2 separate regions of the Mus musculus genome follow, and region 2 is linked to region 1. Evidence: chromatin loops called from intact Hi-C (ENCODE). Cell type or tissue: gastrocnemius. All regions are shown on one strand. Each heading gives the region's core, and the rest is flanking DNA. Links, peaks and the distances in the headings are about the cores only. Region 1 holds the start of Gm36325 (a long non-coding RNA gene). Region 2 overlaps Gm36380 (a long non-coding RNA gene).

Evidence for each region. A loop is a pair of places that touch in the nucleus more often than their neighbours do. Peaks named below come from ENCODE experiments on the same cell type or tissue, not always from the same donor. Only the 100,000 strongest peaks of a DNase experiment are listed, where the experiment ranks them.
Region 2: a loop joins it to region 1, with 2.0 times the contacts of the local background. A loop is called at or near these places in 2 of 42 quality-filtered maps.

Annotation. Positions count from the first base shown.
Region 1 is chr8:91,710,415-91,726,198 of GRCm38, forward strand. It overlaps Gm36325 (a long non-coding RNA gene), which reads right to left and starts at 4,401. Exons shown (of 3, transcript XR_387906.3): 1 at 3,968-4,401; 2 at 3,680-3,776; 3 at 530-2,574. RefSeq lists an enhancer at 2,023-6,111. In gastrocnemius, for the core only: no CTCF peak of the experiment used is centred there; a DNase peak (open chromatin) is centred at 3,325; H3K4me3 peaks cover 916 bases.
Region 2 is chr8:91,774,543-91,790,326 of GRCm38, forward strand. Gm36380 (a long non-coding RNA gene) reads right to left here. Exons shown (of 5, transcript XR_387907.2): 4 at 15,623-15,784; 5 at 13,972-14,684. Among named protein-coding and RNA genes, the nearest start is that of Gm36380, 11 kb to the right of the region's middle. In gastrocnemius, for the core only: no CTCF peak of the experiment used is centred there; no DNase peak of the experiment used is centred there; H3K27ac peaks cover 603 bases.

The DNA of each region.
Region 1 (15,784 bases), core at 2,639-10,638:
AAAGGTACGCCACTGCTCACTGCAGTAGACGTGGTCTGGATAATTCAGAAGCGTCCGTGTGATGGCAAGGACCCTGGAAAGCAGCCCCTGATGGAGACTGGGGTTCTCAGGACAGGAGGCATCTACCAGCTGCATATTTCCAGTGTAATGAACCTGGAGAGTTGCCTGTGGCTCGTAGCCTGATGACAGGTAGAACGTCTTTATAAGAAGATAAGTTTCCACAGAGACCCTGGCAAGCCCACGGCAATCGCCCATCATTCCCAGGATCTGCTGAGGAGGTTTGAGGGAGGACCCGGGACTCTGGGAAGAGGAGGACAAACATCCTGGGTTTACTGCTATTGAAGACAAATATTCTTCCTCTTTGGGAGCGCGGGTCCTCTAGGGGGTATTTGCAGCGTTTCTCCGGGCTGCATCTGCTCCACCCCAACGTTCTTTCATTCATCTCCTTTAACCGGGTGGCTGTTTATTCAAAAGACACAGAGCCAAAACACTTTTGAGAATCCAAACAAAAACCAGGCAAAGTGAGAGATTTCCACCAACTGCACCTTTATTGTCTTCTCTGCCTCTTCAAAAATCTCTCTTCTCCAGCCCCTTCCCCCTCTGTATAAATGCAAACATCTCCAAATGTCAAGGGCAGGGAAGTGACCCTTCGGCAGCACAGGGGATGATCAGGCCCTGGTTTCCTTGTCATTTCAGACACACGTGGAATTCTCAGGTTACGGGCTTTTCTGGAACCTGGTGATGAGTCTGCTTATGAGTTCCATGATCATGAATATCTCTTCTAACACTTCAATAAACAGGAGAATGGCAGTCTTACTGCGTCAAAGAATAAGAGGAGCCAGCCTGGCCTAAGCTGGCCAGTGAACGCCAGGCTGCCTGAGGTCTGGGGACTGATAGGTTATCCTTCCTGGCTCTGCCAAGGGACTGCATTCACTTCGATTTCCTCTCAAGAGCCAGGCTGGAGTGTGGCTGTCTAAGAGTCTGCTGTCGATACAGTAAAAATGCTAACCTGCTCCATCTAATCCATTCTGAGCGGGAGAGCTCTTTACATAAATGCCCTGCTCCATCTCTTCATTTTCAAAATAGGCAATCAAATAAGATTGAACCATACGGGCTGCTGTACAGTGCATTTGTGTGTGTGTGTGTGTGTGTGTGTGTGTGTGTGTGTGTGTGTATGTGTGTGTGTGTGTTTAAAAAACACAGTGATTAATTTTGAGACACAGTGTTTTGTGTTGTCTTGGACTATTTTCTTCCTTGCCATTTTTTAAGAGCTCTGAAAATCAATGATATGCTTCGCCACCATCCATCTTTATATAGTAATAAATTAAGTGGGAGGTATTGATATTTTTGACTGAGCTTTTAAAATTTACATACTAATGACAACTATAGGCTGGCGACTCCTGATTCCTGCTGCGATGGGCTGTTCCTGGGCTGTTCTTGTCTCTGAGATTCCCAGGTAGCTCAGACCCCAGATCAGTGGGAACGGAATCTCTGCCCGATGGCTTGTCCCTCACTGCCTTCCACTTGTTAATCCTTCAGAGCTGGATGACAGAAGAGGGGAGGGGCCAGATACTGCACAGCAGAAGGCTGCCTGTGGGGGTGGTGGTCATCAGATAGTAGAGAGGGGGCCAAGATTTAATATTGGTGTAGACTGGGTACGGAGCACTTTCCTCTGGCCTCCTTTCTGACAGCTTCAGGGATTTAGGAAGTCACAAAAAAATATCCCATGCCCTTTCTGTTCCTTAGAGGAAAATGAACCCAAATTCTCATATTGAGGAGCCTTGCTGAAGCTGAACTTCCAGTGATTTTTTTGAGTCTGGGCAGTATAGACAACTTCTGACTGTCCTCTCACTTCCCTCCAGAAAGGGTAGATGCCTTAACAGTCTTAAGCAGAGATGGAGGTCGAGGCCGCTGGGGGGACTGACTCTCTGAGCCTCATTCTTCAGACAGCCTTGAATGCTGCTGCTGCTGCTACTGCCACTGCCCAGGAGAAAATAAAAATGCCACGGAATTGGTGCAAAGACCTCAACTTCCATGACACAATTATTCTGGGGACTTGGAACAGTCTTGACGTGCAAAGCAGTTTATTTGCAGAGATTAATTTGTCGGTAATATTGATTGTTGGGGGCCTGTTTCATTCTGTTTAAGATTCCACCAGGCACAGACAGCAGCTCCTGTATGGTCTGTCCCTCTAGAATTTCCAGGATGTGGCAGAGGCAATCAGAAGCAGCCAGAAAGTTCTGTCAAACCAGATACAGACCAGGCCAGTCCCAAGGGGGGGGGGGGGGCGGGGGGAAGGGGGGTTGTTTACATTTTGCCAAAGCAGCATTATGTTGTTCACATGGGGAGTCAGTCCCTCTGCTGCCTTGCAAGGCCTTTCCAAAGTGGGTCACCCCGTGATTGGGTACCCGGCACCTAGCGAGATGAGTGGAATATTCCTTCGCTCATCCCTTAAGTCATTTTCTCGGATCATCGCAATATTAAGACTGCCGAAGGCTTGCGCCTCAGGTGGCCCGGTGCATGAAGCCTGCTTCGTTCCACGCCACTGTCCAGGAAGTCCCTCAGCAAGAGTGTCTGGAAAGAAAGGAAAGAACTGCAGAGAGGTGTGGAGGAGAGCCACTTTCATCAGCCTGGCTTTCAGGACGGTTGGGAGCCCGGAGCGCGATCGTGTTACACTCCCCTCAAACGCGCCTTGTTCGCCTCTTCCCACCTCCCCCCTTCCTTCTTTTCTTTTGAGTGTTTTTTTTTAAATGAAAGAGTTTTTTTTTTTCCCTTCCAAATTGCGCTGCGAGGCAAATTCTTGAACGGTGTAATAGAAAATGTTAGACAATATTCCTTACCGGAGCGATTGACATTTTGGATAGTTCTGACACTTTGATTTTTCTCAAAACATATGGATCAAGCCTGGTTGCCTTATTGGACAGGAAGTCCTGTTGAAAGCTCCTCCCTTATCTTCCTTTGTGTTTTGCCCGCTCTGTTTGCTCGTGGCTTTCTCTCTGAATATAATCGTGGTTTTCTTAAGCTGTCCAGGGAGTCGCTATTGCCTTACTAAATATTTCATGGAACAGAGCTCACGGTACCTGCCAGCCATCTCGTATTTGTTGTCAAAAATAAAGGGTTCATCCTTGGGGGGGGGTGGCGAGAAAGAGAAGGTTTATTCTGTTGTTTTTATTTTAAAGTTTCTCACATGCAGCAAATGCACAAAGCCCCTGGAAGCCTAGGAGGGGCGTCTTTCATTTGTTGGGGACAAGGATGGCCACATATTTATTTATTTACGTATTTATTTACAGCTTATTCAGCTGTGGAAGGCTCCTGCCTCAGATTCTCAGTTTCCTTGCGGTTCCCTTTCCTATTTGTTCAGAAGGGAAAAGTTCAAAGCGCCTCTGTCAGCCGAGGGAAAAGCTTGCTGCATACTAACCCTCCAGCCCCCGCCTGCGATGACCTTGAGAGAGGAGCACTAAACGGCCCCCCTTGCAAACCTGCATGTGTGTTTTGTTAGACCAGGTCGGCAGGGGTCAGGGCTCACCTGAGGCCAGCAGCCGGCCTGCCTGCCTGAGCAGCGGGGTAATGCATTTTTAAAAGGGACATTCTCGCCTTTGAATGGGCTTAATATGGTCTCTGTTTAAAAACCTGTCAGAATCCCAAGCACACACTCCATAAAATATAAATAAGTACTTACTGTTTGCAGATGTTGCTTGTTTTTCATAATGTTTGTGTTTGAAGTCTGGAGTCCTCACTTCCTGTCAGGCTCCCTCTGCCTCACTCCTCCTGGTTTTCTGAAGGAACAAGGGGGCTTCAGATGGCAATTTCCCAATGAAGACACTTTCTGTTAGATCTGTCAGTGTCCCCGGCTCAATTAGCATTTCTTTTTCCTCTCTCTCTCTCTCTCTCTCTCTCTCTCTCTCTCTCTCTCTCTCTCTCTCTCTCTCTCTCTCTCTCTCCCTCCCTTCCTCTCCTCTACACTTACATTAACTGGAAGGAATTAAGGAAGGGGCTGAGGGGACCGGCTGCCATCTTGGTGCTCTTTCCTGTAGCTGGGGTCTCATACTCCCTTGCTTCCTGCCTCCTCCCGCTGCCCCCCCCCAAGTTCTCAGTGGTAGTGCAGGCGTCTGGTTGATTTCTTCCTTCATTTCGCCACAGAGCCAGCCCATCTCTGACCCATGATGCCAGCTCTTCCTCACGCTCTTCCTCATGTCTCCAACTCTCTCCCATCAGCTCCAAAGAGAGCTGGTGATGGCGCAGGAGGCTCTGGCTTAATCTCTTTTCCAAGTCATTTTCCACATTCTTGGTGGCTGCCAGATGCCCTCACGAGCCTGGTGAATGATGGCGCATCTTCCCCCTGCCCGCTTTTTAACATGACCAAGTCTCTAGGTGGTGTATGCCGAGGCAGTTATACAAGTCATTGTTGGTTCTGCAGGTTTTCCTTTGATTGGCCTGGACATTTTACTATCGCACCCTCTTGAGCAACCAGCTCACTTTCGTACTCTCTTGAGCAACTCCCTCACATCCCTGTGTGCCTGCCAAGGCCCCGAGAATATGTGTCTGTTTAATGTGCTTCTTTTTACTGTAACTGATTAGCTATAAAAGGTCAACACAACCTGTTTCCCAGCTCTTCCTACACTTTGCCTGGCAAGTGTCTGTTCCACAGAGTGCAAGGCATTGGGGGAGGCTGAGGCAAGAGGATTGTGAGTTCAAGGCCAGCCCGGAGAAGTATGGTGAGACCATGTCTCACACAATCAGCAAAATAAAACACAGAAGTGTTTATGCGAACAGGCTCGTGGGAGGCAAGTGCACCCGATTCTCCTGCTTGAGATGCCCGAGGTCACCAATAAACTCCAGAGCGTAGAGCCCGCTGACCCTATCCCCAGGGAAGAGGAAATATCAGACTCCCCTTTAGCCACGTCAACAGAAGCTCTGTAACAAGCATTGCTTTGCTCTCAGTTTGCTTTATTATCCGTCATTTGAAAGGAGGGAGAAAAAAAACAGAAAGAAAGAAAGAAAGAAAGAAAGAAAGAAAGAAAGAAAGAAAGAAAGAAAGAAAGAAAGAGGAAGAGAGAAAGAAAGAGAGAAAGAAAGATCGATCCACCCACGCCCTGCCTGGTTTCTAGGCAGTTCATGGGTGTGTGTATGTGGGGGAGGGGGGGTTGGGGGCAGGATCTGATCTAGACGCATGCTCAGGACAGCATATCCTGATGAATCAGATTGGGGTGGGGTGGGGTGGGGGGGAGTCGCTTTATCTGCAAAGCCTAGGAACCAGGAATCAAGATGGAGTTCCCTCAGCCCCAAAGCCTTACCAATTGATACAATTTGAAAATGGGCAGCTGGAGAGGCTGGGGCGAGCTGACATAATGACTTCTATAATAGCAGAACATTTAAGGTTATAGAAATAAAGAGAAGAGGGTGAAATCAGGCCCGTTGATCTCTGCCTGCAGGCTCTCCCTGCTCACTGGAAGCTCCGGCAATTATTTCTGCTCTGGCTTTCCCCTCCTCTCCAGAGCAGTCTGTTTGAAATGAAGCAGAACCAGGCATGGCAGCCTTATCAGTGTTGTTAGCTGACAGGGCGCCCAACACACCTGCTTTTACTTGCTGCTCTTTCAGGGGCCCTAATGCCACAGAGAATGTTGCTTGGGCCCTTGTAATGTGTAAAGATTCATTTATTTCACCTTTTGAACCTGCCTGGCCCCCTGGGTCTGTGCTGTGAATGGGGCGGGATTGGCAAAGGCTCCCCCCACACACACTTAGAAGAAGCTGGTAATTAGGGGTCTGGCCCTGAGGTGGTTGCCATGATAGAGGTTTAAAAGAGGGGTGGGGGCTCAGTCAAGGAGGCACTAGGAAGAAGGGACTGGGGGAGGGGGATGGTGACCTGTGGCTGTGGCCTCCCTGGCTCCAATGTGTCCAGAGAGATCCAGGTACCCTGACTCTCAAAGCATTCCCCAGCATCACACCCTGCACCTGCCCCTTGTTTTCAGTCTGATGGAGATGGCAGAGAAGGTTTTAAGGAGTCCTTTTGGCTTTAGTCTTCTGGCTGTGGGTGCATCCGCAGGCAAAGCTAAGACTCCCCAGTGACCATCCCGTGAACTTTATTTCACAGGGCTGTATTTACCGTTACAATTACTTCCCAGTGTAATGGGGTCTGGGAGGGATAGTAAACCTAGCCATCAATGACTCTGATAAAATATGAAGATCTGCAGGCGTTCTGACGTTTAATTAAACTCGATTAGTTTCTGTGTTGTGTTTTTTCTTCTCCTAGTTCAGTGCCAGTAAATACATCTTGTTTTAGACCTCAAACATTTCAATAAGCATTTAAGAAGGAAGGGCTAGCTCTCCAATACCTGGTCTGTCCTGCCGGTGCCCAGTGCTTTCTTTCCCTCCTCTTGTGTGCCTTCCCGTGGATTTCAGTTGGACGTGTTCCCTTCTGGAAGTCCTAAGATCTTAGATTCCTAGGAGTAAACAAACAAACAGCAAAACCAAAATAACAACAACAAAAACCCTTCAAATATCCCAAAACTCTTTGGGAGTTTTGACTCTGGATCCTTCCATTTCATCTCTCCAGATCAGCTCTGTGGCAGTGAGTGAGGGTGCCGTGCCCTCAGTTTCTGCCTGGACATCCCTTTATTCTTGATTTTCCTTCTTTCAAAGAGGAAGGTGCGTGCAGCGGCTAGTGTTTGTGCCTAGTTACCCTTTCTCTCCTGCTGCAAAGAGAGTTCTGGTCTCCCTGGGAGGACACACCTTCCGCTTGTCTCCAGGAGTGGGCTACCACCCCATCACTCTGGCTAAGGTCATTGGTACTGGGACATCTGTAAATGTTTGGGGGTCGTGGAAGGATGCTTTCTTTTTAGGTAGTCATTTCTTGCTTTTAGAGCTTCCAGGAGCATCATACGGGAAGACCATGCCTGGAAATCAAAGTGGCACAGAGCGAACAGAGTCCAGCTGTTGAGAAGAAGAGGAGCTAAGACTTACCATCATCAGAGCCCCTGATCCAGCCATGCCTGAAGCCATTAAGAGATAGATCTCTAACATATTCAGTGATGTGAGCTGGTGTCTTCCTTCATTGCTTATCACACGCTAACAAAAGAACCCTCATAGGTTCACCGTCTGACTCCTTCAAGGAGCAAGTCCTTCTCAAGAGACTCCAGTTCACTCCTTTAAAAACAAGTAAGATCAGAGATTGGGCTGGACGGGTGTGGGCATGGGGAGAGGAAAGACACTAATGTCCCAGAGAGCTTGCCAGGCATGCTTCCTGACCCCACAGCTTTACTGTCCCATTTTGCATACAGAAAAACTAGGCTCAGAGCTGTCTCATTAATGAGCACAGAGCTTGGTTTCAGGCCAGTGTCATTTCCAAGTGTGTGCAGCTCACACGCTGAACAGAGGTCTGTCAGTCAAGCACATCCCTAAGGAGAGCACACGGGCTTGGAAACTCAGCTCCCTGCACACCTTCCTGTGCTGTTGCTTTTCATCTTCTAGAATGTTCTTATGTTCTGTGACCTGTACGGAGCTCTGACTATTTGAGTCCCGAGAAAACTTTTACAGTAGTTAGAATCTTACCAAAATGCAAATTTCTGTTAATATTTAAGTGATCAGATGGTCTGGAATGTGTATTTGACAGGAGTTTAGACAGGATGGGGGATGGAGGCAGGGAGAAAAAACAAACAAACAAACAAACAAACAAACAAACAAACAAAAACAGTGCCCTTGCCACAGCGGAGTCCATTGCTCAGAGATGGCTCTATGCAACAGTAGAGTCCATTGCTCGGAGATAGTCCCATGCCATAGATGTGGAATCCATTGCTCAGAGGTGGGTTTCCTCTGGTTTTAATTTTCTGTTTGACTACATTCTGTCCCTATAGACCCACTTCCTTTCCTCACCCCTAGTCTCTCTGTGTGCCACTAAGTTGGCTACAGGCCTACCTATTGGCTTTGGCTTCCTGTATAATGTGCTGTTTTCCAGAAGGACTTGGGGCCCAGGGCAGATCTCCCTGCTGTGCTGCGATTGGTTCTTCACTATGGGGAACTCTGGGAGACTCTTGAAATTTTAGAGTCTGTGGCAGAAAAGGACTTGAACCCACGAACACTGCCTGACCCCCATGTCTTCCCCAGCTAACAATTTCATTCACCTAGCATCTTTTGTGTATGCATGGCTTTCCAGTGGCACTGGATTTTGATTCTTTGTTTGGTTTGTTTTGTTTGTTTTTGAGACAGGGTTTCTCTGTGTAAGCCCTGGCTGTCCTGGAACTCACTCTGTAGACCAGGCTGGCCTCGAACTCAGAAATCCACCTGCCTCTGCCTCCCAAGTGCTGGGATTAAAGGTGTACGCCACCACACCCAGCTTGGATTTTGATTCTTGATGGCAAAACATTCTTGGGTTGGTGGTAAGATTTACTTATCTATTTTCATAGCACTGGGGAACAAACTCTCACCTCACATCTACAAGGCAAACACTACTTCTAAGATGTGACAGCAGGAAGTGCCAGTGGGACAAGTTGGTATCTACCTGAAACCCTTCCCTGGCAAAAATTTCATCTTTGCAATGACGTTTGCTTAGGTCAAAGGTCATAGCTTCAGCAGATTCTCCGGATTGGAAACAGCTTGGCCTGCAGTCCTAAAAAGTCAACTTCGCTTTATAGCATCTGTATCTGGGTCCATCAAGAAGGCCTGTAAGTCAGAGCCTCAACCTTGTGAAAGAGTCAGGGCCAGGTAACGAGTGCCGTTCATTTTATCTTACGATTTTTGCATTTGGATTTTGCAAAACTGAGGGGACTGTCTTATATGTTCTGCTTGTATTTATTGGGGGGGGGATCGTGAAAGATGAAATTTCATAAATTAAGGGGGAAGATCACCAAGACACTTGAACAGACTGAGAAGTAAGAAAGCCAAGCTTTCTTTGGCCATTGGGTGATTGATTGGCAGACTGATGTGTGCCTGGGTGTGTGTGCATGCAAATGTGTACTACCGAAAACACCTGGAGGTCACAGGAGAACTTGAGGAGGTGGTCTCATTCCATGTAGGTCCCAGGGATTGAACCTGGGTCATCAGGTTTGCCAGCAGATGCCCTTACTCATCAAGCCATTGCATCAGCCCAGAAAGTTGAGCTTTTTATTGATATTTGGTTATCCCGATGCTTGCTCTACACTTGTGACCAGTGAAGGAAGTGCTGTCCAAGCAAGTAGCTTCTTCATTTGCTAGTGGGATGTCTGTAGAGGTTTACTGTTGGAGCTGAAACACTTAGTGTGGCTTGGCAGAGTGTGACTCGGGAGAAAACGGAATGATGACATTTCATCTCAGCCTAGAAATTATCCCTGGATCTGTTAACAAACCTGAAGTAACACAACCTTGGAACTTTCACAAGGTCAGTGGTGGACAAGAGACAGAGGCCCCTGAGGGAAGAGCCACTGAATGCTGACCTGAGACAGCACCGTAAGGACACCTCAGCGTCACTTCAAGCCCTTCTCTGATGCTTTCTTGGAATGTTACGAGTTTCTAAATGTATTTTTAGATCTTATTATAGAAGGCATAATTTTACACAGAAGCAAAACAAGTGGGGAGAATTCCTAATCTCATTTACTAAGAAGAAAGTGAATTCTTAATTTGTTCTTGTCTTGCTTCCTGAGTTTGTCCACATCTATTCACAGTTATGTTATAGTGTGAAAACAAGGCCGCATGTGACATTTACGATCCTCCTTTCATATTCCGTCCCACACCCCACTGACATCACTTGATGGCTCCGCGGTATTCTGTCTTACAGAAACACTGCCACTAAGCAGATTCTTGGTTACTGGACACAACCATTCCTAGTTCCAAGATAAATACTTGCAGCTAGTTGATCAGTCAAGTTCAAGTTGTCCTATATCCAAGTATGTCCTTGGAGAGAGAAAAAAAAATCCTCATAAGCCTTGCTTTTGAATTAATGTGCATGCAACCTATTTGGATATCTGTTACGATTTTGGATGTTTAAATTTATATTTTACCTCAAATTTGAGGAAACTTGACCATTATTCTTCTAGATTGTATCTCTGTTTCTTCCTTCCCACCTCCCCCCACCCTCCTGTCTCTTTCTAGAATTCCCATGATGCATAGTTTGCTTGATGGTATCTGTAAGCACACCAGGCTCTGTTTACTTTTTTTTTTCATTTTTCTCACATATCTGGTGACTTAAGGTGCTTTCGTTTCAGTATTGTTATTTATTCTGCCCGCCTGAGTCAGCTGCTGCAGAATTCTTCCAGCGAATGCTTTGATTCCATTACTTTTTGACTAATTTTTGTTCATTAAAAAAAAATAATGGGTGGGAGGGATAGATCAGTGGTTAAGAGTGCTGGCTGCTCTTCCAGAGGACCCAGATTCATTTCCAGTACCCACATGGTGGCTCACAACCATCTGTAACTCTAGTTCCAGGGGATCCAACACCCACTCTGGCTTCCATGGACACCAGACAGGCAATTGGTACACATACATGTCCCCAAACACCACCCATACACATAATAGTAAAATAATTTTTTATAATAGTAAAATAATTTTTAAAAATTTCCACGTTGTTTAAAAATAATTTGCATCTCTTTGTTAACATTTAAATGTGTCTGCATCTTATTTTTCCTAATTTGCTTTACCCCTTGTCTGTATTTTCCTCTAGTATTTGGAGCATACTATTTAAGACCTGCTTTAAAGTCTTCACTTAGTAAGTCTGATGTCTGTCGCTTCAGAGTCAGAGTCTAAAGGTTAATTTTGTTCTAGTGAATGGGCCACGTTTCCCTGTTTGTTGGTGTGTCTCTGACAGCTGGGCATTTGAAATCTCACGGCTTCTCGAATTGACAGACAGGATGGTCAGCGATCCTGCATATGAGTCGTACCTGAATTTTAACTAGTTCCCATACAGGTAGCTGCTTTTAAGGGTTTTAAGTTTCCCAGCAGTAATCTCTGTTTCTTCTTGAGACCTTAGCTGGTCAAGCATGCTCTGTTCAATCAGTAATGTCTGTCTTTGAGATCTTTCACTCTCTCTCTCTCTTTCTCTCTCTCTCTCTCTCTCTCTCTCTCTCTCTCTCTTTCTCTCTCCCTTTCTCTCCATACACCCATAAGAAACCCAAGTTCCAGCTAAATGTCATTGCCACACACAATCCTCCCTCTGAGAGCCCTGACTCCCATGCCCTGTCCTGGTAGCTTTATTTCCTTGCAGCACCAAGTCTCTCTTCAAGAAAGTATGGATCCAGTTGCTCAGATCATCTGTGTCTCACTGCCACTGATGCTCTTGAAGGCGCTTGGTGAGGCTACAACATTGAGACTCTGGCCAGAGCCATCCCTGGCAACTAAATGAAGAAGGTGGCCTCATAGCATCCTTGAAGGGATGGAGGTGGGGCTCAGCATCTTCTGCACACAGGCCTTGGGATCTTCAAGAGGAAATGTTTTGGGAAAAACAACAACAACAAAAACAAAACAACTCTCAGTCCGGGAAGACACAGTGCTCATAAGACAACACAAAAGGGATGTTGCTAGTATATCCTCCATACCTGGGATTGTCCAAAGTGTCTGACACTTGTAATCTCACCATATCCTCCTCCAGCTCAGCGGGGCTGAGGCTCGGGAGATGGCTCAGTGGTTAAGAGCACTTGTGGCTCATGCAGAGGACTCTGATTCGATTCCTTAGTGGCCTCGTAGCAGTTTACAGCATCTGTAAGTCCAGTCCCAGAGGATCTGATAACTTCATGTACAGGCATGCACACGGTATACATACATGCATACATTTATACATCCATACATACACACAAACCACTCATACACATGAATTAATAAAATCTTTGGAAAAAGAAACTCCTGGGGGAAGGAACAGATACTTGATCATCCAGTTTATAGCAGAGGGCTGACAATCTCAGAGAGGTTTGGGAAACTCTCAAAAGGCACACAGCTAGTTTTAATGATAGGGCAGCTAGGAAGGTAAGTGCTGCAGTGGGGGACTTTTAGGGCACTGAGTTTAGATCATAGGGATAGAGAGGTCTGCATGATACAGCAGAGGATGTGGTCCAGATTCTCCTAAGCCTTCAGTGTAGAATAGGCTGTGTGCTGCTCTGGCAACTGAGCACATCTATGAATACGGACAAGATGAACCTCAGAGATGCTGGAAGGACATCTGTGGCTTAGGCAAAGAGATGGAGGACAGAGAGCTGAGGAGGCATCACAGGTAGTCCATGATGTCTTCCATTTACAGTATTAGTTACTGAGGTATCAACCTTCAGTTGACCTCCAATGACCCCCACCTCCTCACGTTCATACCCTTGAAGAGTCTCCTCTCATATCAAACAGCTCACCAGCTGGGTTTGGAGACATAGCTTCAAGTGTATGTAACACTCATGAGGACTGGGCTATTTGAGTTCTGGCACGGCAAAAGAAAAAGAAAAGGTTTTGATGGAATGCGTCTGTGGGACTTCTGAGGTCCTGTGGCTTCCAGCTCATTTCTTGTTGGATCACTTGGTCTAGAGAAGCCAGCCACCATGCTATGCTGTGAGGCCACTCAAGTTCCCTCTGGGGAGGTCCCTGTGGTGAGGGACTGATGTCTCTTACCAATAGTCATATGAACATGTCACCTTGGCAATGGAGCCTCTGACTTCAGCTAAGCGGTCACAGGACTATAACCCTGGCTGACCTCGTGTCTGTTACCTCAAGAGAAATCCCAGGACCAATACCACGCTATTTTTGTGCAATCACATTCCTAACCTAAAGAACCCATGAAAGCATAAATATTGATTCTGGGACTTAAAGTTTACCCCAAGATAATTTGACACGTATGCAACAGGTAACTAATTCAACAGCCAAAACAACAGTTTTCCAGAATGGAGACAAGTGAGTGAGTGGCTTAGTGCCCTTCATCACACGGGAGAAAAGATGCCGGCTACTGGTGTGTGTTTTGCTTGAGGGCTGTCCCGGGTTGCTCATCTCTTGGGGGCAGCAGTTTCTCAGCCATGTGGCTGTACTTTGTGGGGTAAGGACTCTCAGGAGCTGTATACAGGTGGCAAGAATGTTACAACATCCAGATGGCCATGCAGCAGTGTGGTGGCTTCAGTAGGAATGACCCTCATAGGCTCACAGATTGTGACACTTGGTCACCAGGGAGTGGCACTATTAGGAGGTGTGGCCTTGTTGGAGAAGGTGTGACCTTGTTGAAGGACATGTGTTACTGGTAAGGTGGACTTTCAGGTTGAGGAAGCCCACGCCAGGCTCAATGAGTCCCTCTCTTCCTGCCCGTCTACAAATCCAGATGTAGAACTCTTGGCTTCTTCTCCATCACCATGTCTGCCTGCACGTTGCCACGCTTCCCACCATGACAATAATGGACTAATCCTCTGAACTGCTAATCTAGTCCCAATTAAATATTTTCCTTTATAAGAGTTGCTGTGGTCACAGTGTCTCTTTACAGCAATAGAACACTGACTAAATCAGGCAGCCAGGAAGTCTTTCTAAAACTACAGACCCATCCTTCCTGTCTCCCGGGCACCCCTCTACCAGGCTGGCGTCTCTCACTGCTCTTCCAGCTCCTTGGCACTAGTTCACAACCTCACTGTCTCCAGAGTCTCAGCTCTTGCTTTGCTGTCCACATCTTTAAGCGGACCCTGAGGGTGGATGATGCGGATGTTTCTATGTATCTTTCTCTTGTAAATAAAGATGTGATTGGTACATTTAGAAAACTATTGTCTGCTATCTCTTTGGGGTAAGCCCCTGACTATGCTTTCTTAACCTCCTGAATCCGGGGAGATACCTTTTGTGGCAAGAGGCTCCAGAGTTGTCAAAGGAGCAGAAGCTGGTAAATAGATAGCTTGTTTGTTAGGGGTCAGCCAGGCCTGAGGCAGGGGAGTTGGGGGAATGGAAGGACGGCTTTCTGCAGCCCCTTCCCTTTTTCTGTTTTTAAATGAACAAAGATTGGACAGACCCTAGCCATACTAGATCAGCAAGCTTGTGCGTGTGCGTGTGTGTGCGTGCGTGTGCGTGCATGCATGTTTATGTGCACAAGTGTGGAGTATGGATGCCTTTTGAACTTTCATTTTTGCACATTTCCAGGTGTCCTCTCTGCATTACCCTGAGCTGCCTTACAGTGTCACCAAAGTGCATCTCTTCTGGAGGGAAAGAAGGAAAGAAGGGAGGAAGGGAGGAAGGGATGGAGGGAGGAATAGGGGGAGGGAAGTGAAGGAAAGGAGGGAGGGAGGAAAGGAAAAAGAAAGGAGAAGGCATGAAGATGCCTTGGTTTCCACAGAGACCTGTGGCTCTTTCTGGGGATCAGATGTGAAGGTCTAGGTGAACAGGGCTCCCTCATCCCAGAAAGGATTGGCGGGGTCCTTCATGGCATGAGTGTTCTGATGTCCAGGATGCAGAAGGAAGTGCTGCTTACTCAGGGTTAGGAGACTGGCTGCCTGCTGGGCTGTTTCCTGAGGCAGCCTTGAGAAGCCTTGGCTGCCTGCCTCAGGCGGCTCATGAAGCTGTACCTTAGACCCTGTAGCTGAGCCTGGACATCTTGAAGCACTGAGGCTTCATCTTCACACTCTGTGTTTGCTCCTCCTCCTCCTCCTCCTCCTCCTCCTCCTCCTCCTCCTCCTCCTCCTCCTCCTTCTTCTTCTTCTTCACCTTAAGGCCTTCACTCAGGCCTTGGAGGATGCATTCTCCGGAAGTGGGAAACAGCCACACAACTACCATGCCCAGTGCTGCCTGTGAGGACCAGAGACTGTCATTCATGCAGATTGCCCCCCTCTCCTCACAACACACACAGACGGGTGTGGTAGGATAGACTTCATGTCCACTGTGCCCCCTCCCTAACCAGCAATTAAGCCATGGGTATGGCCGATGAATGTTGTCTAGGGGTTTTCTTGTGGGTTGTGTGCTCTGGGGTCTGGAGGATAAAAGACTAAGACTCTGGCTGCTGGAGAGAGAGAGAGAGAGAGAGAGAGAGAGAGAGAGAGAGAGAGAGAGAGAGAGAGAGAGAGAGAGAGAGAGAGAGAGAGAGAGAGAAAGAGAGAAAGAGAGAGAGAGAGAGAGAGAGAGAGAGAGAGAGAGAGAGAGAGAGAGAGAGAGAGAGAGAGAGAGGATGTTCCACACTCAGCAAACACATGAGCTGGTGGGAGTGACTTCTCTCTGTCTACCAAATGGATACCGGGAACTGAACTCAGCTCAGGAGGCTGGGCAGCAAGTGCCTTCCCCTAAGACTACATTCTTTTGTGTTTGTGCAGATATTTGTGTGTGTATGGAAGTATTTGTAGAAGACAACCTCAGGTGTCAGTCCTTGGCCACTATGTACCTTGTTGTTGGTGCTACTATTATTTACTTTTTCCAAGACAGGGTTTCTCTGTAGCCTTGGCTGTCCTTGAACTTGCTCTGTAGATCAGGCTGGCCTCAAACTCACAGAGATCTATCTACTTCTGCCTACTGAGTGCTGGGATTAAAGGCATGCACCACAACTGCCTATCTATCTATCTATCTATCTATCTATCTATCTATCTATCTATCTATCTATCTATCTATCTATCTATCTATCTTCCTCCTCCTCCTTCTTCCTCTTCTTCTTCTTCTTCTTCTTCTTCTTCTTCTTCTTCTTCTTCTTCTTCTTCTTCTTCTTCTTCTTCTTCTTCTTCTTCTTCTTCTTCTTCTCTTCCTCCTCCTCCTCTTCTTTCTCCTTCCCCTTCCCCTTCTCCTTCATCATCATTGTCGTCATCATCATCATCATCATCATCATCATCATTTTAAGGAATGCTCTCTCAGTGGCCTGGAACTTGCCAAGTAGGCTAGGCTGGCTGGCCAGCAAGCTGCAGATACCTGC
Region 2 (15,784 bases), core at 4,209-12,208, 66 kb after region 1:
AGAGTGTGTGTGAGTGAGTGTGTGTGTGTGTGAGTGTGTGTGTGTGTGTGTGTGTGTGTGTGTGTGTGTGTGTGTGTGTGTGTGCTGGGAAATAAGGTTGCATCCTGTGGAAGCAAGTCCCCTTTACTGCTGAGTCATCTCTTCAGTTCCTTAGGTGACTAGAGTGTATCTAGAGAAGGCAGTGTGGCAATTAGAATGGAGCAGTGGGAGGCGCCTTTGGGTGCCACTTGCAGCATTGCTTTGGAGGCTGAGACGAGGAAGAAAAGTTCAGAGGGGGATGCTGGCCTCATTGAGAATACAGGAAGACTTTTAAGGAAGAATTGTGAGGCCATAGGATTTGGAGGCTGTGTGTGTCTGAGTGTGTGTGATTGTATATGTGTGAATATGTATGTGTGTGTATATATGTGTGTGCATGAGTGTGTGTAAATATGTGCATTGCATGAGCGTGTATGACTCAGAGGGTGTGAAGATGTATATGTGTGTGTACAGGAGTGTGCATGTATGTGTAAGTGTGTGCATGTGCATGAGTGTTTATGTGTATGTGTGAGAATGTGTGAATAGGTATGTGTGTGTAAATATGTGCATGTGTGTATGTGTATGTGTGAGAGTGTGTGAATATATGTATGTGTGCATTGTGTACAGGAGTGTGTATTGTGTGACTATGAGTGCGTGCAAATATGCCTGTGTATGAGCATGTATATATGTGTAAATATGTGTGTGCATGAGTGTGTGTGTATAAATATGCCTGTGCGCATGAGTGTGTGTGCAAATATACCTGTGTATGAGTATGTATATGTGTTTAAAATGTGTGTGTGTGTGTGTGTGCATGAGGGTGTGTGTGTAAATATGCCTGTGTTTGAGTATATATGTATATGTGTATATATACTCTTGAGTCCCTCAACAATCATAATTTGAAGTCTGAGTGTGATTGGTTGAGGTGGGCAGGGGCAGGTAGGACATCTTGACCGATAATCCTGCAGAGACTGTGGGGGAGGAGTCATACATCCAAAAGAAGCTCAGTAGCTGTCTCTAAAGGAAAACAGAATTTGTTAAGGCCAACAAATGTCCACTGTGCAAGCCACTGTCTTGTTCAGACCTTTCCTCCACCCTGTGTCCCAACACGGTGAGTGAAGGAGACAGAATTTTCTAGTGGAAGGGGGAGCACAAGTTCAGAGAGAAGTATCCGGTCGGTCTGGGTAACACACAGCGTCTGACTTCCTCTCACGCCGCCTGCCACCCTCACTGAACTTCACACAACTGTGTCTACTTAAGTCACCCCATCCTTGCCTGGCAGGAGAGGGACAGGACATGTCTTGTGTCCAGGCTTGAGCAGAGTGGGTCATGGCTGAGTGCAGGAGAGAACAGTGACCCAGCCAGGATGGATGAGGGCTCCCCTGAGCCTCCAGCCCAATCCTGGAGCCATCTGGGACTATTGCTGGCTAGAGGAAGGTTCTGGGTGAAGAAGGCTGGAGCTGACTCTGGGAAGAAAGGCTTTGAGTGAACAGTGCAGACTGGGCGGGTCCAGGAACACGGGAGAAAGGCAAAGCCAACCATCCTGCACTATAAAATTGTACGCATTCCTGAAACACTGGCCTTCCGAAACTGGGGGGTGAGGAACGTTCAAGTCCCTGCCAACCTCAAACAGCCCTGGGAGAAACTTCTCCTTCTCCTAGCTCTTAAGGTAGGGCTGAGACCAAGAGAGCTGGGTTCTAACTCTGAGACTGCTGTTTATCAGTGGTAGTCTTGCACAAAACCCTCTGGATCTCATTTGTGGAGTTGAACGTTTGTAATAGAAAACAGTGGGCTAAAATGATGCTCAAACCAGTGAACTCTGTAGGAAGTGCTTGTGGCAGACAACATCTTTCTGCCTGCTGAACAGCTAAGCTTCTCCTGCCTGCCAGAAACTCAGCCACTGACTACAGTTCCCAGAGATCCTCGCATAAAAGTGTGTGTTGGCATCCCAGTAAAACATTATTTGCAGACAGGGGATCAAGTTTGGCCTCTGGACTGTGGCTAGACTCTGCTATAGAAGATGTTTGTACATCTTTTCTCTAGCTTGTACCACCTGCTTGATGGCATTTGCTAATCTGTATGCACCATGGCAGGAATGTGGTTAAGTTCTGGGTTTTACTGCTAAATTCTCCCAGCCAGAGTGTGTGGAGGCAGAGTCTATCCGTGCTCTAGATTCTTCCAAATTGAGGCTGTGAACACAGAGATGGGGGGGGGGCGTCTAGGTGACAGGCAGGGTGGTGGAAGGACAGAGGCTAAGGAAATGTGTTGGAAAGGCATTACTTCAGAAGCCAAACTATGCCAACCTCACGGCGGGCAGGTGGTGCCACTCATGAACCATAGAAATTTAAGTGTCTCTGCACCCCAAAGATTCTCCTGAAGCCCTTTACACCCTCACTTCTAGAAAGCAGACAACTCCAAAACCTAAGAAACAGTAGAGGAGGCAGGGCACTCCAAACTGTCACAGCGGCCCCTTGAATAGAAATGCCTACCTTGAGCCACCTTGAGTTGTTTTGTGATCCTAACAGATGGTGGAGTAAGGCACTTCCTGGAGTTTGTTTGATTCAGCATCTAGAATCACTCAAATGAAGTGCCCAGGGTCTGTCATCTCAATTAAGCTCCTATGAGATGGGGACTTGAATCATGCCACCTGATAGGCTGTGTCTTGTCCAAGAAGCACGTTTGAATAGCCTGAACTCTAATCTGGGGAAGTCTGTTTGCCAAGCCCCACTTTTGGCAATGTCTCTGTTGATGTCATTAGCTCAGATTCTGATCCATATATGGGCTAGCCTCCTGTCAGTCTCTACAACGTAGCCTAAGAAGGAGGGGACAATTTTGAACTGGCACTTGTACCAATGAGACTAGGTGGGATTTCCCCATGGCAGGGCTCTGAAGGCCAGTGGCCAGGCAAATAGGCTGGCTTATTGCCTTGCTGGAAACCAACTTTTCCAGAGTTTAGGACCAGACAAGATCCCCGTGCCCCACACCCCAAATCCTCTCGAGGCTATGGTAAGATGTGGAGGCTTCCAGGGTGCCTTCTCTTCCTGTTCCCTGGGCATGTTTGTCTTTGCATCCCATCAAGGCCCAGTGTTCTCTGTGGCCAGTGTGTCCAAAGCTGTCAGTCTGGAACTGCTCGCTTGCTTTTAAGTGTCAGGAGATGTAAATAGTTTTAGCCTTCAGTGGCTCCTGATGGAGTATCCTTTTGAAGTAATGATAGCTATAATTTAAAGCAACAGTTACCATATTTTCCTTGCTGGCTGGCTCTCTTTGAAGCCCTAAGTATAAATCTGCTTAAAGTCCTAAAATAGCTGTATTTCTGACTCAATATTCTTCCAGGAGCCAGGACGATGCCGCCTCTAATCGGAGTCATCTGCAACTAATACGAGCTTCACAGTGGCTGCTGATGAGGTGGACGGATCGCTGCTCAGTCGTGGGCAGGAAGATGGCGGCTGAGGCGTGGTCTCCCTTTGGGGACTTTCCCTTCGCTTGGCATTCCAAAGAGACCAATCTTGAAACTGCGGCCAAATGGGCACTGGGCTGGGGCTGGGGGTTTAAGTCTTTTCCAGGCTCTTTTTAGATGTCTGAGATAGAAGATGAGGCCTCTTTACCAAACAAACTGAGAAGGCTCAAGTATGGGTGAAACCTTTGCTGTAGCCCTTGGCATTCTGGGTACTGTATTCACTTTGGGGTGAGCTTTTAAGGGACAACCAAGGCTGTGTCAGTGTGTCAGTGTGGATGGCCACCAACAGGGAGTAAAATGGGCAGCCATCGCGGCAGCACGCCAGCAGTACATATGAAGTCAGTTGTGAAGCAGGGTCTGTCTGTTCAACCTCTTGTTACCTCAGCATATTGGAGGCTGGGGCCTGAGGAAAACTGCAAGTTTGAGGCTAGCCTGGGCTACACAGATTGTTCTGGGCTAACCAGAGCTACAATAGAAAGATCCTAACTCAAATAAACAAGACCAAATAAAATTCATAGCGAAATCGGATTGTAGGGTTTTCATTTTTCACAAGTATCCACTCGCTCAGCAGTTCATATTATGTGTCCTGTGCTCCTAATGTGTGCTAGGCTATGAATACAACTGCATTTACTGAGCTATGCTAATACAATGGAAATAAGGGGGATGAAGGGACATACCAGGGCATGAAATAAACCAGAGAAGGAAGCAGGGAGTGCTCGGGTGTGGCTTTAAATAAGACTGTTACTGAGAAAGAAGATGCCATTCAAACGGCTCACTGCATGTTACCTCTGTAACCCCACCAAAACAGTGTGAGTGTGTGTGTGTGTGTGTGTGTGTGTGTGTGTGTGTTTTATGTATGGGTATATGTGCGTGTTTTATGTGTGTACACATGACAGCCACAGGTTGATGTCATATTGCATGTTTTATGTTTGTATACATGACAGCCACAGGTTGATGTCAAATGACTTTTTTTAAAAAAAACTTTTTATTGATTCTTTGTGAGTGTCACATCATGCATCCCAGTCCTGCTTATCCCCTCATCCCTCGTACCTGCCCTTTGTCCTTGTAACTTCCTCCCCCAAATAAAACACACACCACCACCACCACCACCACCACCACCACCACCACCACCAACAACAACAACAACAACAACAACAACAACAACAAAGCTTAGAAAACATCTCACTACAGAAGCTTTAGAATGTCAGTGTATCCCCCAGTACATCCCTCTGTCTGTACATCTTCACTTTGCAATGAGTCATTGCATTTTGGGGTGAGCCAATTCAGAACCCTGGATCTGGGCCTGAGTGGTAGCTGAACTGGTCAACCTGCACCACCAAGGTGAGCTCTCCAGTGCTGCCCAGGCTAAGTTACCCAAGGCCGCCATAGGCAGGTGGCAGGGTCAGCCCTCCTGCTCTCGTGCCCTCGGGGCCAGCTCACCCACACCCCCTCCTCCAGAGCCAGTTCCACTGTGCTGCCCAGTCAAGTTACAGACGCCACTCTCCCAAGTGCTGCCTCTGATCTCCAGAGAGTGGCAACCCGTTATGCACAGTCCCTGGACACCCACAGTCCCTGGAGGTTGCCCCAACCATGTTCTTTAGTGGTAATATGAGTATGGACATCAACACCAACCCCTGCTGTTGTCTAGCCTCGGACTCCATCATGGCCCTCAGCAGCAGCTTGGGCTAGCCTCAGACTCCATCATGGCCCTCAGCAGCAGCTTGGGCTGGACCTTACCATGGCCTCAGGTGGCAGGGCTAGCCTCTCACAGCTGGCTGCTCCTTTCCACCCTCGAGTCTCCAGATCCATCTCCTTCATCATGTTCAAGCTGCTCCACTTCCCTGTCTCTCCCACCTGACTACCACATGTTACCACACTGTGATGGGTCCCGCTGTAGGCTGGTCACGTGGCTGGTGGGCCCCTGGGTGACATCCTCCATCTGTGCTGTGTGGTGGCACACAGGTGTTATGTCCTGCCTGTGTTGTGCACTGGAGGTCGTGTCGAAGGGTGGCTTAGTGGTCCACATGTCTCTGTGTGTCTTCCCCTTCCCATGCTGCGCTGCCTGGATTTGATTTGATTTTTATGAGTCCTAGGAAAAAGCCCGCTTTGGCCACCAAGCCAGGATGAACAAAGGACTGCCATCTTCTCTGCCCCTGACTATTATAAGAATAAAACCCCAACAAGGTGTCTCTTTGCCATTTGCCAGGGGGAATTAAATGACTGTTTTCAGTCCCTCTCCACCTTTTAAAAATTTACTTGCTAATTTTTATTTTGCATGTGTGGTATGTATTTCTGTGCATGGGTATGTGCACCACCTATGTGCAGGTTTGACTTGGGGGTCAGAAGATGGTGTCAGATCCCCTGGAACCAGAATTGCAGGTACTTGTGAACTATCTGGTGTGGGTACTAGGAAGCAAACATGGTTCTCTGCAGGAGAACTAATCTCTCTTATCCACGGAGCCGCCTCTCGAGCCCACACCTATGTTTAAGACAAGCTCTCTCGCTGAACCTGCAGTTCACGAATCAGACAGCTTCCTGCATGGGTGCTGGGGAGCCAGTCTTAGGTTCTCATGTGAGTGTGTGGCAGGCCGTCTCAGCTCCTGCATTGCCATTTTTTTTTGCATAAACTTTTGGAAACAGTCTTAATATGTGCATATTTAGGCATTATAAACAAAAACCCTGGCAGGAGACATTTATATTTACAGCATTTACCTTTGAGGGACAGAGCTTCTCTTCATGTGTTCCAGTTCTTTCTGAGACAGAGGTCGTCTACATCTGGGGAAAATGTTAACTGGATTTGGTAGTTTCTCAATGTCGCCTGACTCATCAGTTTCACTCCTGGATAGATGCCACAAAGAATGGAAAGTAATGTGCAAAGCCAAACTTGCACCCTCGGAGGTGTATGACATGCACTATGCTCACACTCCACTGGACAGAGGCAGGTGGATAGCCAGCACTGGTTAGAGTGAGTTATTTGTCAATTTGAGCAGAGAGACCCAGTAGCTAAAAAAAATAAATAAATAAAGTGGTAGACTGCTTTCCTGGTAAGTGTGAGGCTCTGGGTTTAATCCTAAGGATTGGAACAAAGCAACTTACATACAAATGTGCACAGTAGCACTATTTACAACAGCCAGGATGTAAAAGCAATCCAAGCATCCTTCACTGGATAGAAGGACTTATCCATACAATGCTAAGGGAAGGAAGTCAGATCAGATAATCACACAATTTATTATTTCATTTATATAAAAGCCAGGAGAGGCAAATTTGTACAGACATAAAGCAAGCCAGAGTTTATCTGAGGCTGAGGGGAGAGGGGGAAGGGGAGTCGGTTTAATGGGAGTAGTGTTTCCTTTTGGAAAAATATTTGAGGCTGTGGGTAGGGGAAGTGCTTGGGCAGCATGGTGCACACATAGACATTACTAGTTCTTATACTTCGTAATGGTCAAAGCCAGTACGCTTAGAAGTATTCCCCATGATAAAGGCATGACAGCTTGGGATGTAAACAGAAAGGCTAAGAGGCCATAGATGCTTGGTATCTCTGCCAGGTGGCCAAAGTGTCAGCAGCTGGGAGAGCTGTCAAGGCTGAGCCCATGGTCACAGGCAGGTCACAGGTCATAGCAACGAGTGACCACAGGTCTAGCCAGACAGAGAAAGCAGGCGGAGGGACCAGGGATGAGGTTGGCCATGTGGGTCTGAGCCATGGATATGGTTGCTTCTAGGCCGAGGTCACAGACAGATGTTACAAGATGTCAGACTGATGGCTCAGGAATTTGTGTCTAATGCATAATGGGAGTTGGCTGGGTAAATGGGATGGCTACAGATCTCATTGAGGCATCATCATCTCCTGCCTGCAGATCAACCTGGATGGAGCTAGCTGAGCAAAGGCATGGTCTCCTAACCTCATGTGTCCCAGTCTGGCTGAGTAGAAGTACCTGTGTATTTCAGGATGGTGAAAGTCAAGGTGTCCTTCCACTTGGAAAGCAAGGAAAGAAACTTGGGTCGTTTTTGGTCACTGGGGACGGCTAGGCAAGCCCTCTCCTGCCTCCTTGTGTCCCCTTCCCCTAGAACTCTGGGCCTTGCACCTGCATGCCACGCCAGGCCTGGATCTCCATGTCCATGCTTTCAGGCCAAAATGCAGTAGGATGAAGCTCATGTCGCCTGAGGGTCCCAGTCAGGGGTCCTCGATATATATAATGAAAGGACTGCTCCAAAGATCTGGTGGCCCCACACACAGAAGAGGGCAGACACTTACTCGTCAGTTCTCGGTTCTCTGGGACTCCTTGTTGGCTTGTCCTGCAGTTTAATGCTTCCCTAATAGCTTCTGTGTCTGTGACCCACACCCTGGCCACACCTGACTCCTCGCTGTCCTGGATTGGCCCCTGCCCTTCCTCCAGGCTTTGTACCGCCTGTTCTTTCATTCTGGCATGCCTTCCACCACAGTGCTGCCTCCGAAACTCAAGCTGACCTTCTCACCCCATCTCAAATGCCACCACATCCCTCAGGATCCCCTACCCCCACCCCGTCCCAATCACTCCCAGGATGCTCTCACCCCTGTGCCTGCCCAGCACCCTCTTACAGACCCGAGACACCGCCAAGGTTTTACCTTGCGGTCTTTTCCCACACAGGCTGTGGTTTAGCCTGGGCTTCCCCTTAGCTCCTCTGTAAATTGCTAATAATAACTTACCTGGAAAGCATGCTGCTTCTGGGGTTGGAAGAGAAGAGCATCCCTGCTCTTTGCAAGCAGGACCAGGAGTGAGGTGAGGCTCCCGCAGAAGGTATGTGTGCACACACGAGCAGGTGAGAAGGCAGATCATGGCTGGTGGAGCCAGGGAATGTTGTCATACTTAATACAGGGGTGGGCCTGGTACTGATCCTACATGGAGGTGGAGCCAGGGAATGGGGTCAAGAGCCACAGAAGGGCACAGTGCTCAGCAGCAGGCACCATGATGTCCAGGCCCCCCAGTCCTCCTGAATCTGTGACCTAGGATGTTACTCCACCTCTCTGAGCCTCAGTTTCCAATCTTCGAAGTGGACCTACTTTGACGAAAGTGCACCTGGCTCTGAGCAGGCCAGCAGCCAGCAGCATGCATTTGATTGAGTAACACACCAGGTGGCAGGTAGGAAGGGTGGCGAGAACCAGGCAGGGAGGTGGGTGGGGGCAACAGGCCAGCTTAGTCACAGTGGGAAGGAGCAGAGGCGGGGAGACAGAACAGATACCATCTAATGAACTTGCCAATCGATTTGAAGTAGGGGCCAAGGCAGTGTGGAGAAGAGGGAAGGCTATTGATGAAGAGAGATGTAAAGAGAATGTCCCAGGGCCTGGGAGGACACTGGAAGTGGCTCAGAAGAACTGTGCTCTGTGATGGCATTTGGTTGGGCGTGCTGAGTTGGATAGACCGTGGGAATGGAGGCTGAAATCTTAGAAACAGGGAGGGGTGGCTTCTGTGAGAGGTAATTGATGTCAGCTTCCCAGTCACCTTAAATCGGCTCCTGATTGGTACGAGGTCTTAGAACTCATTATGAAAATGTAATATCACAGAGGAGCCTCTGTTGCCTTTCCTGTGTGTGTGTCTCTCTCTCTCTTCCAAGGAAGGGCGGTGTTTCCAGAAATATATTCCGCATCTGGGCATTCTAGGAAGAGTTTATAGTAAGTGAGGTTGGGAGGTGTTCAGTTGAATACAATCACCATGTTCCTGTAATGTTGGACTGGTCAGGACCTCAGAGGAGCTGCTGTGTTTTGTGGGTAGAGGAACCTGGTGGGAAGGATTTCTTAGATTTATCCACCTGCAGAGCTGTTCGCTTACTCATTTGTCAAGAGCTAAGTTATCTGAACCTGGGGTGGGGGTAGAGGAGGCCTCCAGGTCAGTAGTGTAAGCAGGCTTACCAAGTTGAGTGTGTGTTAATGGGGCACATGAGCGCCCATAGGACTCATAGCTCTCTCAAGTTCCCTGATGGTGCCAATGAGCCAGGCACAGACCACACACTCACCCAAACTGGCTTTTCTACCTCCCTGGACACCATCTCTCAGCTTTCCCTAATGTTGCATGGGATGACAGTTTTTCCCCCACCAAGGTGAGCACAGGTATGACAGTGTGTCTCTTAAGTAAATCAATTTATTCTCTAGGTAATGTAGAATATACAATTTGTTTGCCACATGGTGACATGTGGCTTCTTTTTTTCCTGTGCCTACTGAGGGGTCTGTGTTTCCCTCCTAGAAGCTTATAAAAGATGCTATGCACAGAACCTGAGTTCAGGTCACAGACCCAGTTAGTGACAAGAGAGGAGCGGCCCACACTGGTTCTGTACTGTGGAAATGTGCCTCAGATTGGCCCAAAGTGCCCTGGGCAAAGAGGTGAGGCTTTGCTCACTCTTATAAAGGAAAGACTTCCTGGTTGTGTGGTCACAGTGTGATGAGCTATTGATGCCTGGTGACCTGGTCAACACTGCCCGAGCCTCAGCCAGCACCAAGTCCCACTCTTCCTCCTTAAACACTCCCTAAGGACAGTAGTGTGGCCAGCTGAAAGACTTTCTCCCAACCTCTCTTGTAAGTGAAGTTGCTAGGGAGGTTTCAGATGTCTTCTTAAACTAGAAACCATGGAGAAAGGTAATTTCTGTCCTTCCTTCTCCCTAGAGCATATATGTGGTGTTAGGAGTACCAGTAGCCGTTGTCATGAGGTATGTATGGGAATTATTTATTAATACTGGAAGAACAGGATAACTGAACTAAATTGGGTCTCTCATGACCATGGAGTTCTTGGTGCTTTTTGGTGTGAAATACCATAAAACAATTTTCTAATTCTTTCTAAGTTGCATGGGTCCAATCCTTCCTAGCATATTATGCTCTGGTGTGTGGCATCCCAACATGGTGAAACTACATCAGTCACAGGTGAGAACTCTAGAAGGTTCTCTATAGTCTGAGGCAGGAGGATGGTGAATTTGAGACCACCCTGACCCACATAGCAAGATCCTGTTTAAAAAATAAATAAATAAAGGACAAGAATAAAACTAAAAAAAAATTATTTTACGGCACATAAGATATGTCAGAAGGCTAAGGGCTCAATCAAGAGAGCTATGGCTGAGAGCAGGCCTGTTCACCTCTTACTACTGCAGAGGGCACCTCACTCCAGAGCCAGGCCCTTGTAGAGTCTTGGGGCTGCAGGTGTTATGTCTGGTATTACAGAGCTCAAAATTCATGAAGGGACAAAGAACATTTGAGGACAATTCAAAGTAACTAGCGCACTTAGGGAGGAAATGCCTGGGTTATGCGGAACTTTGGTTAATTCAGCCAATAACTACCAAACTGCTTTTCAGCAGCAGGCTTCACCTTACACTCCCACCAACACTGGGGGGGCTGAGATTGTTCCAGAGCTTTGTCAACACAACACTTGCTGTTTTCTATCTTTCCCCCCCCCCCCATCGTCCTGATTTTGGTGCAAGCTAGAGTTATCTGGAAAGGAGAACCTCAATTTAGATGGCATGCAGGGACATCTGTGGTAGCATACTCTCAGTTAATTATTGGTATGGAAGGGCCCACCCATTGGGGGCAAGGGCTATCCCTGGGCAGGTTGTCTTGGGCAGTATAAGAGAGCAGGCTGAGCAAGCCATGGAGATCAGCCAGTAAGCAACATTATTCCACGGCCTCTGCTTCAGGTATTGCCTTCAGGTTCCTACTTTGTTTTCAATGGCTGTGACTCAGGATACTAAACCAAGTAGACCCTTCCTTCCCCAAGTTGCTTGTGGTCATAATCTTTTTAAGTGATTTGTTATTTATTTGTATTTTGTATGCATTGACTGGTGTTGTGTCTGCATGTCTGTCTGTCGAGGGTGTCGAATTCTCTGGAACTGGAGTTACAGACAGTTACATACAGCTATGATATAGGTGCTGGGAGTTGAACCCAGGTCCTCTGGAAGAGTAGCTAATTCATGCTCTTAACCACTGAGCCATCTCTCCAGCCCTTGTGGACATGACCTTTATCTCAGCACTTGAAAGTCAAACTAAGACACCAGCCTAGTGCGGTGGGATTTCGTGGTTTTGGACTGCATGCCTCTGATGGATAACAATGCTATCTACCTTTCTGTATGACAATTGTCCGTTTACATATCATTTTTGGAGAAATGTCTGCTAAGAGTATTTTCCTGATTTTAAATAGGATTGATTGTTTTACTGTTCACTTACAGTGTCTTTATATATTGTAGACATGGCCCCTAGATATATCATTTGCAGGCATTTCATCGTATACAAGTCTTTATGTTTTGAACTATTTCTCTCATTCTTTTGATGTCTTAAAGAAGACTTTGCTTGACTCAAATTTAAAAAGAGTTTTCTCTATGGATTTTTGAAGTGTTAGTTCTTCTACTTAAGTTTAGGATGTTTAGTTGGTTGTGTGAATGGTGTGAAGGGGTCCAACTTAATTCTCATAAATGTGGACATCGCTGCCTGTTTTTAAAATGAAGTCTCATTAGCCGGGCGGTGGTGGTGCACGCCTTTAATCCCAGCACTAGGGAGGCAGAGGCAGGTGGATTTCTGAGTTTGAGGCCAGCCTGATCTACAGAGTGAGTTCCAGGACAGCCAGGGCTACACAGAGAAACCCCCCCCCCCCAAAAAAAGAAGAAGTCTCATTCCACTTGGTTAATTGTGCTGTTCTGAGACTCCAAGTGTCACCTTTTTTGTTCTGGTTCTTCCCTGGATCCTTCTGGCCATTCCTGTCTCATAAACTGAGCTGACAATACCTGGTGTCACAGGTCGCAGCATCCTGCTGGCTGAAATACTGCAGAAGTCTGACTTATGAAGTACTCAAAACAACATCCCCACCCCCTGCACATGATCCTCATGTCAGTTCCGAGATGTCTCATGGCCTGTCGTAAAACAGGCTAATGTCTCTATTGTTGGAGCAAGGAGAGATGCCAGCTTTGAGTAACTGTCACACGGGTGAGGACCCATGAAGGAGGACATGAGAATAGTCTGCCATGGTGTCTCCACAGGTTCCGATCACTGATGTACCTCGTGGGGAACAGAGAGAGCCAGGGATTTGGAGAAAGAAGAGGCTGGAGTAGACCCTCCCTCAGCTTCTCTCTAGGTACAACAAGTTTGACCACTGTCTATGGTTTCTCAGGACACAAGGGTCTTTCTTGGGAAGGTTGGTCAGCCATGACAGCTTCTTTAAAAGCCTATAGTTTGCAGGCCAGCCTGGCTTGGTTCCTAACACTCCTCGCCCTACAATGGTTGCCCAGCAGGTCACTGACAGGCAGGCCCTCTGCCCATCTGCCAGAACTGGCTTTGCTGCCGCCTGCCCAGCCCCCCCCCCAACCCCCATGCTCTGCTCAGCTCCTGGCTCCTGCCGTCTCTTCCTTCCACATTTCTGGATAATTCTAATTCTGGCAGTGGCCCTCTACGTGCTGTGACCAAGTGGTAGTGCCTGTGGCCTTTTCCCAAGTCCTATTTCCAGCTGGGCCATACCACTCTGCTCTTCTATTCTAGTCCAGGACATGAAAGGTCAGGGGCCCTGCTGGGAAGATAGACCCCGTGTGGCTACCTCCTGGCCTGACTGCGCCATGGACAAAAGGAAACAGGAACATCTTAGGAGAGTGGGAACATAGGATAAGACACCCCAGGCCCAGTCCTCCCAGCTGACCTCATAAATGGCTCCAACTGTGCCTGTGTGTTTGAGTGAGAGTCAGCAGCGGGTGAGGGTATATTTGGAGTTCTCAGGTGTGGCAGGGAGGAGGCAGGAGACAACCCAAAATAGAGTGGCTGATGGCACTGGATTGGACTTCTGCGCTGACCACAGATACAGAAACGTGGTGACCAGTCCCTGTCATATGACAAACCTGGACACAGGGTAACTTACCATATTACTCTGTTGGATAATGGTGTTTTGAACTGCTGTGACATTTTATAGCTATTAAATCTGTCCATGCAATTATATTGATGATGACCCTGTTAGTTATTGTTCTACTGCTGTGAAGAGACAGTGTAATAAAGACAACTTTTACAAATCAAAGTTATCTAACAGGGGGACTTGCTTACAGTTTTAAAGGCTTGGTCCCTAATCGCTATGGCAAGAAGCAGACAGTCATGGCACTGTGGTGGTAGATGAGAGAAGAATAGCATGATCTGCAGGCAGCAGGTTGAGAGAGAGAGAGGCTGGGCCTGGCATGGGCTTTTGAAATTTCCAAGCTCACTCCAAGTTGCAAACTTCCTCCAACAAAGCCATATCTCCTAGTCCTTCCCAAACAGTTCCACTAACTTTGGACCAAGCATTCAAACATGAACCTATAGGGACCAGTCTCATTCAAACCACAATGATTATATTTGTTTAATGGGTTTGTGTGTATGAGACTGATTCTTACACTATAGCTCAGTCTGGTCTTAAAATCAAGATCCTCTGCCTTAGATTCCCAAATGCAGGGATTAGAGGGGTGTGCCCCACACCTGGCCTTATTTTTTATTTTTTCAAAAATATTTGCAAGTGGTCTTCTTAAATATTGTAAAGATGGCTTCAGGAAAAGTCTGACTTTATTTCTTAGTTACCAAGCAGAAATGCATTTGGTAAATATCAAACCCCAAGACGAGGGCAGGCCAGTACCCAGCTCCAGCAAGCATTTTCCAGTTCAGGTTCAAATGAGAGGGGAAGAGAGATGGAGGGATGACAGAGAGAAGAGAAATGGCTGTCACTAAAGTTCTGGTGACCTTGAGCTCCCCAGGAGTCCTCATTCAACCAGCCTTTGTCACTCTGCTGGGTGTTAGAGCTCTTCCCCCACCCAAGGCTGCTCAGCTAGAATAGCTAGAAAAGTTGTTGCACAGCCTGTGTCCAGCCCCATATGATCCAAAGGGGACCTTAACATCTGAAGTGTGGGAAGGTCTCTGAGGCTAGCTGGCTCTGGTCTCAGCCAGTGCTTTGTCACCAACCATACCAGACTGGCATTTGGTGAAAGAATTGAGCACTCTTCTCCCTTTTGATGGTGTTGGAGATGGAACCAGGATGCTGTGCCTGCCACACAGCCAGCCCAAGATCAAGCTCCCTTCTCTTTCTGCCCAGGCCTTGTTCCTCATCCCTCCACCCCACTCTAGCCCAGCAGACATCCTTGATGGAGTCCATCATGAGCCTCAAAGGAGAGTCTCTTCCTCCTACACACCCTGACCATTGTAATTGTATCAGCAGTAAGAGCATGACCCACGCTGAGCTCACTGGAACACTTCCTTGCGATTTGACGGCTGAGATGAACAAGAGAAACAGTTTCACTTGACTATCTGGCACTTAGAGAAATCTGTGAGCTGCTATAACTTTATGCCCCTGGGCTTGAGGTGACTCTGCAGTAATCTTTGAAGCAGATTATCACTTGATCACGATTCCGGTGTTTTCTGGTGAAAAGTTCCTCACTCTGTCCACTGACATTATTCAATCATGTTGGTGTTATGCTAAGCACTTGACACGTTATTGTCCCAACAAACACTCTCCAGTGTTTGGATCTCAAACGTTCACCAAGGGGCCATGTTAAAGGTTGATTGATCAGAGAATTGAGTCATGGGTCTTTAAAAGGTGGAGTTTAGTAAGAGGTGGCCAGGCCATAAGGGGGTGTCCTTGAGAGTGATCATTGAGATAGCCTCTCCTTCCTCTCTCACATCCTGTTCATGAGGGAGGAGCTTTGATGGGCTCTTCCACCATCATGTGAGGTAGACTACGCCATGGGCCAACATAACCTGGTTCTCTCAAGTGTGTGTGTGTGTGTGTGTGTGTGTGTGTGTGTGTGAGAGAGAGAGAGAGAGAGAGAGAGAGAGAGAGTATGAGCATGTGTGTGTGAGTGTGAGTGTGTATGTGTGAGTGTGTATATATGTGTGAGAGTGTGAATGTGTGTATGTAAATGTGAGTGTGTATGAATGTGTGAGTGTGTGAGTGTGTGTGTGAGTGTGAGAGAATGTGTGTGCACGAGAGTAAGTAAGTGTGTGTGTGTGATGTGTACTCCCACAATACAGTGACCTCTATGGAGTAAGCACTATTACTATAGCCTTGCAGCGCAGTGGTTTTGTAACAGCAGCTCTGGTCCAACCTGTCTGGGTTAAATCACTTTCTGGGAACGTGGATTAGTAGAATTGCCTCTTTGAGCTTCAGTTTCTCCATTTTAAAGAGTCCTGATGAGAACTGCAATACCTACCTTGTAGGACCATTTGAAGACTAGATGATCATCCGGATGCTTGTGCTTTGACAGGAAGGCTCTGCTCAGTGAGGTCCAGGCACAGAGGCAAACAGGTATAACACAGGAAGACCCTGAGGCTCAGCAAGGCTAGACTGACACTCTCCAAGGCCTTTGGTGCAG